2 separate regions of the Mus musculus genome follow, and region 1 is linked to region 2. A link is a loop called in an ENCODE intact Hi-C map of the cell type or tissue named here. Cell type or tissue: heart. All regions are shown on one strand. Each heading gives the region's core, and the rest is flanking DNA. Links, peaks and the distances in the headings are about the cores only.

Evidence for each region. Peaks named below come from ENCODE experiments on the same cell type or tissue, not always from the same donor. Only the 100,000 strongest peaks of a DNase experiment are listed, where the experiment ranks them.
Region 1: it touches region 2 in a loop (6-fold over the local background); 3 of 42 quality-filtered maps call a loop at or near these places.

The regions. Positions count from the first base shown.
Region 1 is chr16:42,672,718-42,683,222 of GRCm38, forward strand. No RefSeq gene overlaps it. Among named protein-coding and RNA genes, the nearest start is that of Gm29960, 25 kb to the left of the region's middle. In heart, for the core only: no CTCF peak of the experiment used is centred there; no DNase peak of the experiment used is centred there; H3K27ac peaks cover 1,154 bases.
Region 2 is chr16:42,776,629-42,787,133 of GRCm38, forward strand. All of the region lies in intron 1 of 4932412D23Rik (RIKEN cDNA 4932412D23 gene), which reads right to left. Among named protein-coding and RNA genes, the nearest start is that of 4932412D23Rik, 94 kb to the right of the region's middle. In heart, for the core only: a CTCF peak has its summit at 5,995; no DNase peak of the experiment used is centred there; H3K27ac peaks cover 3,186 bases.

The DNA of each region.
Region 1 (10,505 bases), core at 1,035-9,034, 100 kb before region 2:
CCTCCCAGGAGATAGCTATATCAGGCTCCTGTAAGCAAGCACTTGTTGGCATCATCAGTGGTGTCTGGGTTTAGTAAGGACGCATGCTCCACTATGTTCATACAGCCTTATTTATAATAGCCAGAGGCTTGAAAGAACCCAGATGTCCTTCAACAGAGGAATGGATACAGAAAATGTGGTACATTTATACAATGGAGTACTACTCAGCTACTAAAAATAATAAATTCATAAAATTCTTAGGCAAGTGGGTGGAACTAAAAAATATTATCCTGAGTAAGGTAACTCAATCACAAAAGAATACACATGGTATGTACTCACTGATAAGTGGATATTAACCCAGAAGCTCAGAATACCCAAGATATAATTCACAGACCACATGAAGCTGAAGAAGAAGGAAGAGCTAAGTATGGATTGTTTGGTCCTTCTTAGAAGGGGGAACAAAATACCCATGGGAGGAGATACAGAGACAAAGTGTGAAGCAGAGACTGAAGGAAAGGCCATCCAGAGACTGCTCCATCTATGGATCCAACCCACATACAGTCACAACAGCATTTTTTAAATTGAGAGAAAAGGTACAGGGAGAGAAATGAAAAGACCACACCCCTTCTCTAGGATGTAATACATTCAGTTTGAACTTCCCCGTGTTCATCTATAGGAACAGGTTTTCCTTGACTGACTCAAATGGTAATGGTGTGAATCAAGAGAGATTATATATAATCTAAGTACTATGTATATGTTACACTATACATAAAATAGCTACATTATGAAACAAATACATATTCTGAGATTTTGGTGATACCCAAGTGGGTACCATAGTTGGCGTTAGTTTGTCTCACTTTGTAGAATGAACAATAGCACTGGAACTGGAAGAAATGTTTAAGTGACCACCAAGTAATGTCCTTTGTGGTCAGCTGTGTACACTAACAATGTGTCTCAGCACTCCACCACAGTCCTGTAGTACATGTGACTGCCATGCACGCCTCTGCAAAAGTATAACAAATGTAATTTTCAGTGTTGAATCTGAATGTCAGGATCTATAATGTCAGATCCAATTGTGTCTAAGAGCTATATCGTGGCGACAGGAAGTGTGTGACACTGACACACACAGTTAGCACATGATGTCAAAGCCTTTCTCAAAGTGTCTCCCACTGGCCTAAGCCTTCCGGCTCATCTCCCAAGAGGGGTACAGTATTTTCCAAACACCTGCAGATTTTCAAAGTGGAAATGAGAAATTTTGGATATGTTTTAACATTAATGAATGTAAATAAAACCATGTATGTTGTGGCTAAATATTATTTGAATTATATGTAAATATATACATTTAAAGAAAACAGAAAATTCTAAGTGCAAAATTTTGAGTATTTTTATATAAATAGTAAAACTTCAATTACTCCATTCTACCTGGCTGATGTTTTGTATGCTATCTAAACAGTTATTAATGCACATCCACATTATATCATTTTGCCTTAGTGTTGGTTGGGATAGTTGCATAGGTAACAGTGATTCCTATGGCCCTAATAGCTACACAGCAGACACAAGAATCTGTCATTTCTCATATACTACTACTTGGAACTTCTGATAGTAGTAGCCAGGTGTCAGCATGGGAGAAAGGAGCTTGGTAGATAAAAATATCCAAAGCAACAAGCTCTAAAAACTATATGTACCTCAATATATACATATATATATGTAGGTAATGGCCCAGCAATAGTCTCATAATCCCCCAGACAATAACAATACACATACTCATTGTAAGGAGTCTAAGTATTGGGGCTCTTGCTTTTCTAATCCTTCTACTCCATACCACACAGTTCTTCATATAGATTATTTTGCATTACAGGACCTGAGACGTTTATATTCTCACCATTTTAGGAACTATTTCAGAGAGCACCAGCATGGCTATAATCTATGACACATTTAGAGAGGGAAGTTCTGTTGTTATGATAGAACTTTCTCAGTATGGACCAAAATAACATTGATTTTAACTGATTCTTAAGAGGCAGTGATAGATGGAAATATTTAATTACAATAAACCATGAAAATGACACAATGTAACCATGAAACAATTGATATGATAGAACAGAAAAGAAAATGGTTCTCACAAAGAAAGCTTCAGGCTAGAAGATAAACGTCAGGATCACATGGAAAATCATGCAGAAGTGTTACAAACATTAGCTATCAGAAAGCAAAATATAAAAAGTACCCAAACAGAGACATTTAATATATATAAAAAGTTCGAATTTCAGTAAAAAAAAAAAAAAAGACCACATGTTCTAGGACTTATTATAAACACTGAGTCATTGAGCCAAGTGTCATCAGGCCTGAGTTTAGCATCAGGTGACATGAGTCTCTTCCTCCAGACTATTTTGTGCATTTCCTTCTCCACAGGGACAACTTTTGATGATGCTTTATTTACATGTCAGTTTCAGATGACACAGGTCCAAGCAGACACCAACACAGCATTTCAGAACAAGCCACACTGAGTCACCACCAGCAAAGGAGGACCAATAATGATGCAGTGGATGCCAAGTTAAGCAGGAAGTGTGTGGGCACAGGTGTATGGGAAAGAATCCCAGCACTGTGAATAAACAGCTAGGAAGGACAGCGAACGCTCTGAGAAGACTGAGACAGAGGGTAAGGCATGCAACTCAATGGCAAAAGATAAAAGAAAGAAAGTAAGAGCATGCATGTGGTGACTACATAGAGCGGGAGGAGAAAGAAAAACAAGAAGTAGATGTTGATAGATTCTCAAAACAGAGGCAGGAGGAGAGACAAAGATTCCCAGTGAAGACAGTTAGAATACAAGCTTTGTGGACCAGAAGTTCTGGTTGTCTCTCAGTGTCTTAAGACTGCCCATTCAGCACGTCTAGTGGAACTCCATATGCAAGAATCTCATTCCTTGTTTTAGTACAACAACAAAATCTCTCCCATCCATCGATTCTGCAACCTCTTCTCTCATGAGACCTCAACTATATCTTGCTAGTCCTTGGAAGCATGCTTAACAACAACAACAACAAATAACAACAAAATAACCTATTGAGATTAGCCTAATTTTTAAAAAAACAATTTAAAATTGTTGACTTCATGGCAAAGAAGCCAGTAAGTAAGGGAAATATTTAGCCAATTCTTTAAAGATGCTTCTAGCTACCAAGGATAAAGATGCCATAATTATACTGCTGTGGTCAAGCAACAATTTCTACTAGGGTGACTGGACACTTGACAGGTGATATCTGTGGTCATATCTATCTGAGAACTCTGTTCTTTCTTCTTCCAGTTTAGCTTGCCAAGGCAAAGAAGAAGGCAACAGCAGCAGTAGCAAGACTCACAAGGGCAGCTGTAAGGTCATGGTCACATTTGATCGTCTTGCCACAGGAGAGGTAGAGGCAGGGAAGAATGCTTCCAGGAACTCTATTTATAGTCTGTGGTGGGAGACAACGTTTCCCTTCATCTCTTTGTACTTTCTGTGATCATATTATCTTTCTAACCCTTATCAAAAGTCTGGTTTTCCAAATACGTACAAATACACATCTTACAATGATATAAGCCTGCCCATAAAGACAATCCAGCCCAATATCTTTTCACATTTGGTCCCTCACTTAAAAGATAAAAGAATAGGTCCCTAAAAATGACAGAAATCATATTCCTTCATTTGGTCATTACATTTACAATGGTGTGTACCTTTCTTTTTCTCCTTGGTGAACAGTTCCAAACTACAGAGATGTTAGGAACCGAACCAAAGACTAGGTAGGTCAACCATTTCCAGGAGACTGCTGAAAGTCATATCCTGGGATAAAGCCAAGAGTAAATGCCAATCAAATGAAACCTCCATCCAAAGCCCCTTAGAAAATCGGAAATGACATAGAAAGATACAGGAAACAGGAAGAGCTAATCCTAGGTACAGCACTTCCTCTCTGACAGAGAGAGATTTGGAGTCTTTGTGTAGAGCTAATGTTCTTCGTCTGTACAAGTAGATGGTGCTCCAGGAGCAAGGCCAGGTGGCCATGAATTCTTGGCCAAGAACTCTCTAGCCATTGCTTAAATATTTTCAGTGTCCCCCACACTTAAACTTTGCCATTGCTGGACAGCTCCAGTGACTCTAAAGCTGTTCTCAAGATCTGAGCCAGGAACATTTATTTGTCTTCTCTTTACTCCATATCTCTGAGCGTCACACTTCCCTTTACATCAGCAAAGCTTACTCATACATCCTGTTGTTCCTCCTTCAGTCCAAGCCTTTGCATTATTTTTACGAGATTTCCCCACCTCCCCAGACAATCAGATTCTAACTACACTCCCCAGTTTTCTTCTCATCTAAATTATTCACAATTGTATTCAGAATTGTGTGTGTGCAGTGGCCTGTCTTTTGGAGTGGTTGTTGTGAAAGCTGAAATGACATTCGGTCACAATACAAAGGCACATCATACATTCTGAAGTGCAGCGAGGGTATGAATCAACAGCCAAACGTATACTGCAATAGTCTTCCCTGTCTGGGTTGCCTTCAGATCACCACCGCATAGAACAAGATTCAACAACGGCACAGGAAAAGTGGATGTGGCAAAACATCCACTCACTGACTAAGTTCTGCAGGCTCGGTCCTTCCAGATTAAGTTGAGACAAATTTTGCTTGAAGAAAATTTCAAATCTCAGTGAGTCATGACTATTTGGGTGGATTTAGAATGCTTGAGCTCACAAATGTCAAATTCACAAATGTTAAAGGCCTGCAGCAGATGTGACTGAAGTCAGGCAGGAAATGAGTAACTCCAGATGGACGCAAACAATAGCGAGCTGTGAAGGTTATGTGTAACTGGGAAGGGATAATATAACCACAGCAAACATTAATACAGCAGATACTGTGTATAGCATGGCTTGAAAGGCTTTATGTGTATGGACCTGTTTGCCCTGCAGAGTATCCTATAACTCCTCATTCCCACTTGAATCTATGGTTGAAAAGTGGGGAAACTAGAGAAGACTAAATCCTCATTTGTGCTCTTCGGGAGAAAAAGGAAGAGCCAATGTCTCACCCAAGATGCTAAATGTTTGAGGCTGAACATGGAGAATGCAGACTTCCTCCATGCCTTCATAGTCTGAGGAAGTGAAAAGTAACTTTGTTCTTCTATGCTATTTAATTTCCTAAGGAGGAACTCCTAATAAACATGAAATCATTTCTACCACAGATGACTTATAAAGTACTTGTAAGACTTGTTGATTTTTACAGATAGTCTGTTTTGATATGAACATGGAACATAGTACAGAGGCACAGAGAGAAGGAAAAATAGTAGTTTCTGTTTTGGCCGTTATAGGACACAGATTCAAGCCAAGTTTTCTTACCCAATGACTAACTAGGGTTCAGAAACATATCCTGTGCTTATCTGGAATATCGTGAGGCAGTATTATGTATGCATTTGTAGTCTTTCTTTCCTTGTTTCTTCTGTTTTTCACCTGGGTTTTTAAACAGAGTCCCTTCTCTAAAATTTAGTCTCACCTGTAAAACCAGCAAAGAGAATAGTTTGGCTGATGCTAAGGATGTAGAGCAAGCAGCAGTGCCAGCAAATATGAAACTGAAAGAAGCCAAAGGCTTTTGTAGCTAGCTATGCTGCAAATGCCATTAAGAGATAAGTTATAGGAGATACAAATAGTACTTAACACAAATATCTTAAAACATGCTGTATTTAACATGTTTCTTCAATGTTTGTTCCTACACCTCACTTCTGACCCTCATCTTTTCCAACTTGGTCCCTTCCATTACCTACATACCCATTTTCCAGGTTGCATGTTTCGTCCCCTTCTAATTTGTGCATCACTCTTTGGTATGAAATGCAGAAACAAAACAAAAACAAACAAACAAACAAAAAACAAACAAACAAAAAGCACCCTTGCTGTTGACCAAGTCAGTCTTTAGCATCATTCTCCTGATAAAATATTTGAAGTCTATGAAACAATATTATTCCAGAACTAAAAACAAATAAGAATGTCAAAAGTACAGACCAATATCTCATAAACCCAGATGCAAATGTCATTCTTTTGAACACTAGTAAACCGATCCCAACAAAATATAAAAGTATGATTATATACCACAAAACTTAAAGGTTGTTCCAACATGAAAATCACTCAACAGGACATATTTTTTTTTGATTTTTTTTCCATTTTTTATTAGGTATTTCGCTCATTTACATTTGCAATGCTATACCAAAATTCCCCCATAGCCACCCACCCCCTCTCCCCTACCCACCCACTCCCCTTTTATGGCCCTGGCGTTCCCCTGTACTGGGGCATATAAAGTTTGCGTGTCCAATGGGCCTCTCTTTCCAGTGATGGCCGACTAGGCCATCTTTTGATGCATATGCAGCTACAACAGGACATATTAATGGAATAAAAAGTTTAAAACATATGATCATCTCAACAAACAGAGAATATGTATATGAAAAAATTCTACATCCTTTTATGATGTTTATAGAACTGGCATAGAAGAAAAAAATGCTCACTCTGAGAAAGGACATCTATGAAATATGCTCAGCTCTACATCATGCTGAAAGACTTTCTATACCTTCACAAATAAGGCAAGCCTATATACTTTCATGAATAAGGCTGCACACTTGTCTTATGCTTTCTGGTCAGCATTGAATTAGATGTTTTAGCCAGGGAAACTAAACAAGAAAAAAACAATAATCCTCTAGATTGAAAAGAAAGATGTAAATCTATGTAATCAAGTGAAATTATCTCACATATAGAAAACCCCAAGGAAGCCATTTAAAACAACGAACTGTTAGAACCAATAAATAAATGTTTTTGAATGTTACATCCTGGCAATCAAATTTTAAGAACTATCCTATATGGTAGCATCAAAAATGGAATACGTAAGAATATTTTGAAAAATATAAGGCACATTCAGTGAAAACTGTACAAAATCATTGAAAGGACTTAAAATCTACATAATATATGGTTATATGATAGATGATGATAGATAATTGTGGTAGATAATACATAGATAAATAATAGATGATAGGTGTGATAGATAATGCATAGAAAGATGATAGATAGATAGATAGATAGATAGATAGATAGATAGATAGATAGATAGATTCAACATAATACTTAGTAAAGTTTATTTTGATTTTATGTAGAAAGGGACAAAAATGATCCTTAACATTCATTTGGAAAAACAAACAGTTTTAAATATTAACAATATTGGAGGATACACACTTCCCAACTGTAAAACTTACAATGATGCTATAATAATAAAGATGGTACTATTAAAATGAAGTCACAAATAAATATCAGTAAGTGAGATAGAACTCATATTCCAAAAATAAAACCATATTTATGACCAGATGATCTTCTGCAGGCATTAAGATAATTTGTTAAGTAAACAGTAGTCCTCGATGAGTGGTATTAGAATAAATGGAATTCTCCATACCAGAGGAAAAAGCTATATAACTCTACCTCAATCCATATGTAAAAGTCAACTCAAAACAAAACAAAAGATTTAACATAAAATCCAAAATTATCCATAGAACACAGTATAGGAGTAAATCTTTGGTCTTAATTAAACAACGAGCCCTAAAATATGACATCTAAGGAATATATGATGAAAGGAAAATAATATTTGGACTTTATTTACATTAAATTTTTTTTCTTCTTTAAAGGAAAAATAACCAGAAATTGCTTACAAATCCACATATTAATTGGAGACTTTTTACAGAATAAAGTTTGCCTACAAGTCTATAATTATATTATATCAACCCAAGTTTTATATAACTTATTATTATGGACTTAATTATAAAGCTCCCAGATGTATATACCAAAGTCTTAATCTCCAACATGCCTATCATTAATAACGGATAAAAGATATAAATACGTTTAAATGAGATCAAAGGGAGGTCCTAGCCTAATACAACTAGTGTTTTTATAAGAAGTTTCAGAATGTATGCACAGAGGACAAGCCCCATGAGGACACAGAGCAAAGGTGATTGTCTACAAACAAAAGAGGGAGGTGCAGGAGAAGCCAGACTTTCAATACTTGCCTCAGACTTCCAGATACCAGAAATGCAAGAAAATCCATCAATGTGGCTGAAGCCACATAGTCAGAGGTCTTTGGCCTAACCGCAGAAGATTAATTTAACCACTAGATTTGACCATGTAATGATAAACAAATGACCAACAAGCACTTAGGCAACTGGAGAGGAATGATTACCAGGAAAATACAAGTCAAAAATCATAGCAAAGAACAATGCACATCCACAAGAGTGATCAAGATGGAAAATACAGAGGACAGCGAGTGTTGTCAAGTGGAGGGAGAAACAGGAATGTTCACATGCTACTGGTGGGAATGTACAAGGATGCAGCCACCTTGGAAAATAGTTCCTCAAAATAGTAACCATCCACGTGACACAGCCATTCTGTGAACAAGCATAAACTCAAGAGAATAACACTGGAATACTAATACATGTAACAGCATTTCTCATAATAACCAAGGAGGAGGAGAAACCTAAATGACCAGTAACTAAAAAAAAAATAGATTAAGAAAATACAGCATACAATATTATTTAGCTATAAAGAGGAACACAGCATGAAAACATGCTATGACACGAATGAAATTTAGAAATACTCTGATTGAAAGAAGCTGGTCTTACATAACCACATATTCCTAGTTACTGTTTACCTAAAAGGTCCAAAAGGCAAGTCTACATGGAAACGTGAGAGCCAGCAGTTGCTAGGGGCCAAGGAGACAGGGTGAATGATGGCTACTGATGCGTATACAGTATCTCTGACAAATAAACTATTCTGAAATTGGGCTGTGATGAGCATTCCAGAACTCTGTAAACACATAAATGACCACTGAATTGTGGTCTAAAGAGTGGATTTACAGTATAGGAATAATTAATAAATCTCATGGAAGCTATTACATGTGTGTATGCATGTGCATGTGTGTGTGTGTGTGTGTGTGTGTGTGTGTGTGTGTGTGTGTGTGTGTGTGTGTATGTGTGTGTATGTATGTGATATGCTTGTGTTCATCTGGGTATGTCCACATGTCCTATGCATGTGCATAGGTGAGTGTGTGTGTGTGTGAGTGTGTGTGTGTGTGTGTGTGTGTGTGTGTGTGTGTGTGTGTGTGTGTGTATGTATGTGATATGCTTGTGTTCATCTGGGTATGCCCACATGTCCATGCAACTGTGTGACACCGATTCTGTTTGTTTGTTTGTTTGTTTGTTTGTTTGTTTGTTTGTATGAAAGTGTCTCTAACTTATCTGGAAAGCAGCAACTCAGCTTTGCTGGATGGCCAGTGAGGTCAGACGTCCTCTGACTGCCCACATTACCTGCAGTGCTTTGCTTACAGACATGCACCACTGCACCTGATTTTTTTTTTTGCATGGATGCTGGGGATTCAAAGTCAGGTCCTTGTGTCCGAAGCAAGCACCTTACCAACAAGGTCATCTTCCCAGCCTGGCTGCTACCTTCTGAGGATGTTTTAGCATCCCCTTTACCTACAGCATCATTTTTATGCTCCTTAGTTGGCCTTCTCTAGCCTAGCCTTTCCTGTTTCCCCTTCTTCTTACATATCCTTATGTATTTTCTCATCATAGGTCTTTCCTTCTGTGCCTTCCAGGAAACCCATAATTGTCCTGTCATACTCAGCATAAGAGTCACTTCTCCCAAACAAAACAAAACAAAGTCAGGCATGGTGTTGCATAGCTTTAATCCCAGCACTCAAGAGATGGAGACAGGCAGATCTCTGAGTTCAAGATCAGCCTGCTCTACAAAGTGAGTTCCAGAACAGCCAGAATTATGTAGAGAAACACTGTCTCAGGATGGTGGGAGGGGGTACTTCCCATGAGTCTTCTACTTATCAGCCAATTGTTCTCAAATCTCTGCCCCTACATGTAGCATATTTTCCATATGTCCCTGCATTCAAGGTTTTCTAACATATGAGGAAACATTTCCTCTGGAGCAAAAAATAAGCATTATTCAAATTATCTCTTTAAGTCCACCACTTAACAATTAAACTAAGCGCCATGATATTTGGTAGTTGTTTATAGAGAGCCACAAATAGCACACCTCTTCACCAGAAGTCATTTTTCAGTGTCTTTTCTCCACAATGAGAAAAGAAAGGGAAGGCTTCAATGGAGTCATGAGAGATTTGTCAGAGACTGAGTCATTTTTTGAAGTTATCAAGAATTCTTGAGAAAGTGCACATGCCATAGAGCAGAGATAATCACAAGAGAGCCGAAAACTGTTGGAAGAGGAACATGCAAGAACTTACCGAATAATCTAGAATTTCAAAAGATTTTTTTTTCATCCCTGTGTTGGTTCTTGCAGATTCTGCTTTATCATACTGGTCATGGGTTTATTGCTAAATGTATTTCATTAGTGTTTTGAGGGGAAAATGGACAGTGCTGTGTTGGTTAGCTTTCTGCCGATTTGACCTAAGTCAGAGTTATCTAAGAAGAGGGGTTAGTAATGGAGAACATGCTTCATTAGATTGGTCCGTAGGCAAGTCTAAGGGTCATGTTCTT
Region 2 (10,505 bases), core at 1,574-9,573:
TTCACCCCTGAGTTTGATTATTTCCTGCCGTCTACTCCTCTTGGGTGAATTTGCTTCCTTTTTTTCTAGGGCTTTTAGATGTGTTGTCAAGCTGCTAGTATGTGCTGTCTCCCGTTTCTTCTTGGAGGCACTCAGCGCTATGAGTTTCCCTCTTAGAAATGCTTTCATTGTGTCCCATAGGTTTGGGTACGTTGTGGCTTCATTTTCATTAAACTCTAAAAAGTCTTTAATTTCTTTCTTTATTCCTTCCTTGACCAAGGTATCATTGAGAAGAGTGTTATTCAGTTTCCATGTGAATGTTGGCTTTCCATTATTTATGTTGTTATTGAAGATCAGTCTTAGGCCATGGTGGTCTGATAGGATACATGGGACAATTTCAATATTTTTGTATCTATTGAGGCCTGTTTTGTGACCAATTATATGGTCAATTTTGGAGAAGGTCCCGTGAGGTGCTGAGAAGAAGGTATATCCTTTTGTTTTAGGATAAAATGTTCTGTAGATATCTGTCAGGTCCATTTGTTTCATAACTTCTGTTAGTTTCACTGTGTCCCTGTTTAGTTTCTGTTTCCACGATCTGTCCTTTGAAGAAAGTGGTGTGTTGAAGTCTCCCACTATTATTGTGTGAGGTGCAATGTATGCTTTGAGCTTTACTAAAGTGTCTCTAATGAATGTGGCTGCCCTTGCATTTGGTGCGTAGATATTCAGAATTGAGAGTTCCTCTTGGAGGATTTTACCTTTGATGAGTATGAAGTGTCCCTCCTTGTCTTTTTTGATAACTTTGGGTTGGAAGTCGATTTTATCCGATATTAAAATGGCTACTCCAGCTTGTTTCTTCAGTCCATTTGCTTGGAAAATTGTTTTCCAGCCTTTCACTCTGAGGTAGTGTCTGTCTTTTTCCCTGAGATGGGTTTCCTGTAAGCAGCAGAATGTTGGGTCCTGTTTGTGTAGCCAGTCTGTTAGTCTATGTCTTTTTATTGGGGAATTGAGTCCATTGATATTAAGAGATATTAAGGAAAAGTAATTGTTGCTCCCTTTTATTTTTGTTGTTAGAGTTGGCATTCTGTTCTTGTGGCTGTCTTCCTTTTGGTTTGTTGAATGATTACTTTCTTGGTTGTTCTAGGGCGTGATTTCCGTCCTTGTATTGCTTCTTTTCTGTTATTATCCTTTGAAGGGCTGGATTCGTGGAAAGATATTGTGTGAACTTGGTTTTGTCGTGGAATACTTTGGTTTCTCCATCTATGGTAATTGAGAGTTTGGCCGGGTATAGTAGCCTGGGCTGGCATTTGTGTTCTCTTAGTGTCTGTATAATATCTGTCCAGGCTCTTCTGGCTTTCATAGTCTCTGGTGAAAAGTCTGGTGTAATTCTGATAGGCCTTCCTTTATATGTTACTTGACCTTTCTCCCTTACTGCTTTTAATATTCTATCTTTATTTAGTGCATTTGTTGTTCTGATTATTATGTGTCGGGAGGAATTTCTTTTCTGGTCCAGTCTATTTGGAGTTTTGTATGCTTCTTGTATGATCATGGGCATCTCTTTTTTTATGTTTGGGAAGTTTTCTTCTATTATTTTGTTGAAGATATTAGCTGGCCCTTTAAGTTGAAAATCTTCATTCTCATCAATTCCTATTATCCGTAGGTTTGGTCTTCTCATTGTGTCCTGGATTACCTGGATGTTTTGAGTTAGGATCCTTTTGCATTTTGTATTTTCTTTGACTGTTGTGTCGATGTTCTCTATGGAATCTTCTGCACCTGAGATTCTCTCTTCCATTTCTTGTATTCTGTTGCTGATGCTCGCATCTATGGTTCCAGATCTCTTTCCTAGGGTTTCTATCTCCAGCGTTGCCTCGCTTTGGGTTTTCTTTATTGTGTCTACTTCCCCTTTTAGTTCTAGTATGGTTTTGTTCATTTCCATCACCTGTTTGGCTGTGTTTTCCTGCTTTTCTTTAAGAGCCTGTAACTCTTTAGCAGTGCTCTCCTGTAAATCTTTAAGTGACTTATGAAAGTCCTTCTTGATGTCCTCTATCATCATCATGAGAAATGTTTTTAAATCTGGGTCTAGATTTTCGGTTGTGTTGCGGTGCCCAGGACTAGGTGGGGTGGGAGTGCTGCGTTCTGATGATGGTGAGTGGTCTTGATTTCTGTTAGTAGGATTCTTACGTTTGCCTTTCGCCATCTGGTAATCTCTGAAGCTAGCTGTTTTAGTTGTCACTGTTAAGAGCTTGTTCTTCAGGTGACTCTGTTAGCCTCTATGAGCAGACCTGGAGGGTAGCACTCTCCTTAGTTTCAGTGGGCAGAGTATTCTCTGCAGGCAAGCTCTCTTCTTGCAAAGCAGGTACCCAGATATCTGGTGTTCGAACCAGACTCCTGGCAGAAGTTGTGTTCCACTCACTAGAGGTCTTAGGATCACGTGTGGAATCCTCTGTGGGCCCTTGCGGGTGTCAGGCGACTCAGCTGGCAAGGTAGCCGGGGCTCGAGTGGAGTGGAAGGGGTTTGTGCCCCAGATCAAGCCCGGGTAGCCTGCTTCCCTATGTACTGCAGTCTCAAGTTCCACGCGATTGGATTGGGGTAGGCGCTGTGTTCCACTCACCAGAGGTCTTAGGGTCCCGTGGGAAGTCCCGTGTGGGCCCTTGCGGGTGTTGGGCAAGACTCTGCTGTCAAGGTAGCCCGGGGCTCGAGTCTCGAGTCGAGCGGAAGGGACTTGTGCCCCAGATCAGGCCCGGGTAGCCTGCTTCCCTATGTACCGCAGTCTCAAGTTCCGCGCGATTGGATTGGGGCAGGCACTGTGATCCACTCACCAGAGGTCTTAGGGTCCCGTGGGGAGTCCCGTGTGGACCCTTGCGGGTGTTGGGCAAGACTCTGCTGGCAAGGTAGCCCGGGGCTCGAGTCACGAGTCGAGCGGAAGGGACTTGTGCCCCAGATCAGGCCCGGGTAGCCTGCTTCCCTATGTACCGCAGTCTCAAGTTCCGCGCGATTGGATTGGGGCAGGCACTGTGATCCACTCACCAGCGGTCTTAGGGTCCCGTGGGGAGTCCCGTGTGGACCCTTGCGGGTGTTGGGCAAGACTCTGCTGGCAAGGTAGCCCGGGGCTCGAGTCTCGTAGACTCAACTCTTGAAAGAGGAGTCAATAGCAGATACCAGGTCCAATAGTTTGCACCAGATCACTGCGCCTCCACCCAGGGTCCAAGGTGATCCTCCTTGTTTTGATCAGGGTGCTTGGGGTGGAGGACAATTTCTGCTTCTAATGTAATTGGGAGAGAAATGAGGGATGGGTCCAAAAATAACTACAAGAGAGGAATCTATCCTCAGTGCCCTCCAATAATTCCTATCTGGCTATCTAGCATTACCCTCTCAAAAGTTAAGGCTCAGGAATCATTTAAGAGATGGGTTATACTGGGGAGTAGATGTAGCTATTTCCACTATTGAAATCCGGAGACCCAGCTCCAAAATTACTCACCAGAAGGGACTAGCGCCAATACTGGGGTTTGGCCTTACTCAGTAAAGCTTCCAGGCAGGAGTGATGCATTGCGGAGAAGAGAGAGATAACAAGAAACCAGAGATTCCTTCTGGCATTCCTGGCCTCTAGCCAGCATAAGAGGACAAATCTAGCTTCTGGCTGAGGACAAGAATGGAGATACTGCCTTCAGGGTCCCACTCCCTAAAATTCCCTATCTCCCATTCTTATCACTCTTGCAATGATCTACTGGTCTAAGTTTATTATGTTTCCTGAGAACCTAGGAAAACACATTGTAAATAACTAGGAAGAAAACTAATTCCACATATATCTTATAATATGCATAGGCCAAAGTTTTCCTCATTGTGAAATAAGGCAGTTAGATTAAATGACCTCCAAGACCTTGTCCAGGGAGGGTTGCCCAGCTGTACCAGCTCGCCTGATATTGTCCTCATTTTACAACCACAGTGTTTACATCCTGGAGAGATTTTTCAGACCTTACCATCCCAAGATAGGATGGTTTATATTAAATTTCAAATTCTGGGACAAATGGCTGAAGTGCCTATTTAACATATCAAAGCAAATGTGGCATCCATGTTCTCCCAGCGTTCTTCAGCCCCTACCTGCTACAAGTTCTTCCTCGTTTGCATCTCTGCCCCCTACCCTGAACTCTCTAGCCCAGGGGGCTGGATTGCTCCCCCCTATATGATCCAGCCATTTTGGTTACCCACACTTTTTGTATCTTTGCCCTATAGGTTGCTGCAACTGGTTCCCTCTCTCTCCTCTCCCTTCTCCTCCCTCCCATACTCCGATGGCTCAGGGTCATGTCCACTCGGGATTCTCCCAGATGTCTCTGAGTCTGGCTAAGCTCCCCCTTTCATCTACAATGACATCCCTCCTCCCCCATATCGAGGAGCAGTTCTGTCTTTTCCTTTTTATTTCTTTTTTTTTTTTTTTTTTCTAAAAAGGAAAGTCTAAAGCATCACTTGATGAACACATTTGAAATCACTGTTTGGTTTAAGTAGAAGTGGTTTCCAAACCCTGATGCTTAATTTCAAAAGAAATGAAAATATTTTTTGTCTTATTTCTCAAATGAGCTTGAAATTTTATATATTGTAGCGTTTACGTGACTAGTGCTGAAAGAGTTAAAAGTCGGAGGTTTTTTTTTTATCGCCCTCTGTGAAGTCCCTGGATAGGATCTACTTCTGACCTCAGCTGTGGCATGTGACAAGTGCTTTGTAGCTTCACATCACAGCTGCATGAGGTCACTGGCAATCCTTTCAGGAGCTGATCCCGCAGCCTCATTTCCTTGACAGAGTAAAGCATTTTACTAGATCTAAGATTAGGCGTATTTGTAACTGGTACGCAAATTATCAGTTATTATTTGGTATTCACGTTACTGCCATGGTTTCTGTGATTCATCCAATGCAGTCTGTGTAAAAAGCAATGACCTCATTCTTTGCTGGATCTAAAATCAGTCATGGTCACTAAAGCCCCTTGTTCTACACAAAAGAAAGAAATCAGATGACCTTTGCTCTGACCCTTGACTTGATATTTACAAAAGCTAATTATGGGGAGGGCCAACTCTCTTTTATCATTCAAGGACATTTGGCTAAGGTCTACTCCTTAAATAAAAAACAAAATGTCATTCAGAGGGCTATTTAAGGCTGTATACAGTATAAGGAAATCTACTCTGATGTTAATTTGGCGTTTTTGGCCATCAACATTGATTTTCTCAAAGTCAATCACGTAAAACATGGGAGGGGTTATATGTCTCTCATTAAAATCAAAGTGGCTCACTAACAAAAGGGAGTTGGTTATCTGGAGGTCTGGCAGTTGGAGGTCAGAGAGACACGTGGTCTGATAGCTTCAGCTAAACCTCTCTCAGTTTTCACTACCACGCCCCTGCCCCTGCTTCTGCTGGAAAAGAACTACCAGGCACTATGCATTGCTTTAACTCTAAGGGCTCTAAGGGTTACTTGGTTGATAAGGAGACCACCCCTAAAACAGAAGGCAGCCACTAATCCCCAGTGGGATTATTTAGTTACCTTTATTATAATAACAATGCTTACAAATACAGGTTTAAGGTAAACAAACATTCAGAAGAAAGAAAAAGAAAGAAAGCATCAGATAGTTAGAACAATGGGAGACACACAGTCCTTTTTTTCCCGGGGCTTCCCCTTGGCTGGCCTTTTCTTTGGGGAAAAGTAGAAGTCTGAATTCTTTTGTTCATTTCAGCCACCGCCCTTTTGCAATCTGAGTCTGAGCAAGGCTGCCACGCCCAGGAAAGGGACAAAGGCAGAGAAAGGGGATCTCTGGGCACTGACACAGCTCCACTTACTTAAACAGGACTCATTTGTTGGTCTCAGTAACATAGCTGTACACATCAGTTACCATCTCTATAAACAAACAATTAAAACAGGGGCATAAAATATATGCATGCTCTGAAATTCTATCTGATTAAAGTATTCTTTTCCTAGAAAGACAGGCAGCCAGAGTTCTACTCGTTTCAGAAAAAGGATGAATGCTGCCCCCTCTTGACTAAGTGCTGGATACGCTGAACAGCCATAAACTCTAATGGCTAGCCAGTGGGAATAAAGATCCTACTTTTGTACAGAGAATTTTAATGAAATCTTAGAAGCTGGAAGGTTAGAGGAAGCTCAAAGTTTATCTCAATGGGACTTTTATAGGTTTCTGGGAGATGGGTCATGCTTTATCGATGCGCCTGCATCTTCTCAGCTGTTTCTGTTTTGTAGATTCTTAATTTTGCCTGGAATAATCATTTGAGTTTAGTGCTCTGTTTCCCCGATAAGACTGATAGACTCCTTGAGAATATGAGCCACTGCCACCCCTCCTCCTCCTCCTCCTCCTCCTCCTCCTCCTCCTTTACTTGCCTTCATAACTATCAGAATACCTTCAAAGATTCATGCATAGTGGGTATTCAACAATACATAAGCAATCTCTAGCTGGCGTCACTATAGTTTATGGCTATGAACAATTGGTTCTCTCTGAACTCATAAATTCAGCTTGGGTTTCAAGTCAAGAAATTTTGTTTTGTTTTGTTTTATGTTTTGTTTTGTTTTTGTTTTTTGTTTTGGTTCTCGAGACAGGGTTTCTCTGTGTAGCCTTGGCTGTCCTGGAACTCACTTTGTAGACCAGGCTGGGATTAATGAGATGAGATTAACTCAGAAATCTGCCTGCCGCTGCCTCCCAAGTGCTGGGATTAAAGGCGTGAGCCAATGTCAAGAAATTCAAATAAGTGCTGTCATTCCTTAATCTTAGAATCATTTAAACTTGGAAGCATACTCGGTTTGCTTATAGGCACCAAGCACTAAAATACATGTTATAGACAAAAAAATACTTTTAAAAATAAAAATTAGGCCAGGCGTGGTGGCGCACGCCTTTAATCCCAGCACTCAGGAGGCAGAGGCAGGCGGATTTCTGAGTTCGAGGCCAGCCTGGTCTACAAAGTGAGCTCCAGGACAGCCAGGGCTATACAGAGAAACCCTGTCTTGAAAAACCAAAATAAATAAATAAAATAAATAAATAAATAAATAAATAAATAAAAATTAAAAAGTACAGGAAAAAAAAACCCTAGTCATGTTACACACAGGTGTAATGTTGAATGTAAGAAAACTGACTTAAGACAAAAAACAAACCACACACACACACACACACACACACACACACACACACACACACACCTGCATGCTGCATGCTCCCTTGCTCTAGAGCCTCCAAACAGTGAAGTAACACACACACAGTGCTAGGAGCCTCTTTGGAAGAGCACTGGCTAGAAGGGAGCACACAAATTGCTTCTAGAATGTTACTAACATTTTTGATATTATTACTATTGAATCAGAGGCACAGCCGCATCCACTATGAGGCATCTCATTAAGCTCTATGCTTATGATATGTGCACTTGTGTACATTATGCTTCATTAAAAACACTTACATGATATTTTTCTCAGACCCCAAGAAACAGATTTGCATATTAGCTAAGACACATTCTCTCCATTGTAGGTACCTCTGCTTTAATTAATGAAGCTAATCAAACTCTCTTAGCTATCGATCAGACAGCAAGACATCTTCAATATGTGGAAATTTTCTAGCAGGATATCTGTACATCGGTTTCCAGTTTCTATGGCAACTACCAGGCAACTACTCTCCTTGAAAAAGAACATGTTCTTCTTCCTGCCCCTCTCAGGCCGCTGATATATTAACACTCAAACAATAAAGTTATTTCATGCATGCAAGCCTGCTTTGTGGAGTAAGGTGGGTACTTTCACAGTAAAATTCCAATTTTTAGATCTTCATCTGCAAAAATGGCCACATGTCCACGAATTTGAGACAGCCCAACAGGAGGTATATGGGAGAGTTTGGATGAGAAAAGGGAAGGGGGAAATGATGCAATTATCTTATAATCTCCATAAATAAAAGACATACTGTTTTTTTGAAAGGTTTTGTGAGGAGAATTTATTACATTAAAATGTGAAGCAAACAAGGCCTGGCAAACTGATCCCAAGAAATTTCAATTACTGGGGAAATGTCTTTGCTGATCCAAGTCAGGAGACCCATGTCCTAGGCAGTCTTTAAGGTGAAACTTGAAGTATGCTACCTAATTTCTTTTTGCCTTAGTTACTCCAACTGTGAAATGATCCTATGACTTTGAAGTCACAAAGGCTCGAATTTAGAAGTGAGTAATGACTGGAAGAACAATGTGAAGCTCTGCAGGCGACTGAGCTTCAATTTGTCCCTGCCACATGATTAGGATTTTATGACTTGCGGGCCAGTTACTTCCTTGGCTTTTCAGCTTTATTACTACAATTTCCTGTGAGAGTATAATTTCCTGTTTTTCTCTTGCCTTCTTTTTACTCTGCCTTACCACATTGTGTTGGTGGACCATGACGTGGTTTTTAAGGCAAAGACTCTGCAGAGTCCTTTGTGACTGGCCAGTCAATTCTAGATGAGTCCCCTGGCACAGTGGATGAAATTTTTTGGTAATAAAGGGTGTGGGGGAAGATTGGCTTGTGTTCAAAGGCACAACAGAGAGAGGATATTTAAAAGGAGGATGTTCGTTATTAACTTTGCAGAAGCAAGTTAGAAAGACACAAACCAATTGCTATTAAAAACTATTGTAGACAAGAAAATTCTGTGGCATATTTTAAACAGATGAAGCATAAGCTAGAAAAACAGAACACTTCTTAAAACAAGAAGGGACGTTGTTAACATTACATTGGGTGTAACTCCCGAAACTATATGAATGTCAAATCTTCAACAGCTAATAGAACTGAGTATAGAAAATTAAAACATAAAAAAGATTGGAAGATATGTTATGATGCTGTGCACAACTAAGGACCCCGTGACACTGAATAGAAGTTACGAAGAATAACAGGGTGAAGAAATAGCAACCTTTCATACTTATTTTATTAAAATATTCTTGAGAAAATATCTGAATAAAATAAGATGGGATTCTGTGAGAATAGAGGATTAGATAAATATAATTAGAACAAAGTTGATGTGTTTATAAAAAGACAAAGAGAGAGGGAATATGTTTGGTGGAGGTGTAGTCAAGTATTGGTGAAGGGGATGCCTTGGCAGGCCCATGCGGAGGCATCCTTTTCCTCTGAGGGACCAGCCACATGATGGTACAGTATAGAATAGAGATTATTCACAGCATGGGGAGGGGAGTCAAGAGGGTATGTGGAGTGAGCAGTGAACTGGTCTCCAGTTGAGCATAGGCCTAGAACCCCTGATACCTGGTAGGCAGTGACATCTGCCTTCATGGGACAGTAGGAGTTCGGCCACGCCTCCTGGGCCCCTGGCTCCTGTCACAGCTACAGCCCCCCCCCAGCCCCCTGCAGAGAGGTGTGTGGCCATCAGTCACATAGGCAATGTCCCAAGCTCCTGGTATTCTGTCTGGACTCCATTCCCACAGTTACCTGGCAACAGCCAGGTATGCTCCTCCCCACAGTTACCTGGCAACAGCAAGGTAGCCCAGCCCACTATAAAAGGAGCTGCTTGCCCCCTTCCTCTGTCTCTTGCTCTCTTACTCTCTTGTTCTCTTGCTCCCCCTCTCTCCCCCTCCCTTCTCCCCTGTCTCCACATGGCCATGGCTGCCCTCTGCTTGTCTACTCTCTCCTTCTCTCTGCCTTTCTAAAATAAATGCCTTAAAACCATGGACTACCTCTTCTCATCAGGATCTGCCGTGCTGGAGCAGGTTTCCCTCTAAGGAGCCACGTGTCTAACCTCCTACCAGAGGCCTTCTTATGTTCCAGCCACAGCCACCACCAACCAAAGCCAGCCACCTGAGCTAGCTAGACTCTCTTCTCCCCTCCTTTGGTAACCTTCCAGAGCTCTCCTCCTACCCTTTTCCCTTTGGTGCCAGGGCCAGAGTCCTCCCAGGGTTCCCACTATGTTCTCAGTTCTTTCATGACATACAGCAGCGTCTGGGATGTTCAATAGTGAGAACCTGTTGTCCCTGGCCTCCATGCTGCCCAGGGACCCGAGAACCAGCTCTTCAGTGGTGCCCATCAGTCTGTGGTGCCTGAGAGGTAGAGCCCAACTCCACCGGGTCTGCGGGGACCTCAGAAGGGCCTCCCTCAACCCCGAGGCATGATCCCATGGCTTCTCACAGTCCAACTCCAGCCCAGAGATTCTGTGGGGTCAAGTGTCATCAGACTTCCCGCATCCCACCTTGCCCAGTGGCCCTAGCCCTGAGCAGATGCATGACCCCACTTTTTGTCCCACAGTAGTAGAGGCAGAGAGAGAGAGAGCGAGCACAGAGGAGTAGAGGCCAGCCATGAGCATGGGGAGAGATGGGGGGAGGGGAGAGAGCAAGAAGGCAAAAGCAGGAACAAGACAGAGAGGAGAAGGCAAGAAGCCCCTTTTATAGTCAGGCATACATGGCTATTGCCTGGTAACTGTGGGGCGGAACTTAGACAGAATGCTAATAAAAGTAACATGAGAAAAGAAAAATATGGAAGATTAGAGTTATCCTCAAAGATGCTAAGATTAACACAGAGAAGCAACCTAAGTGTGGTTGTTTGAATAG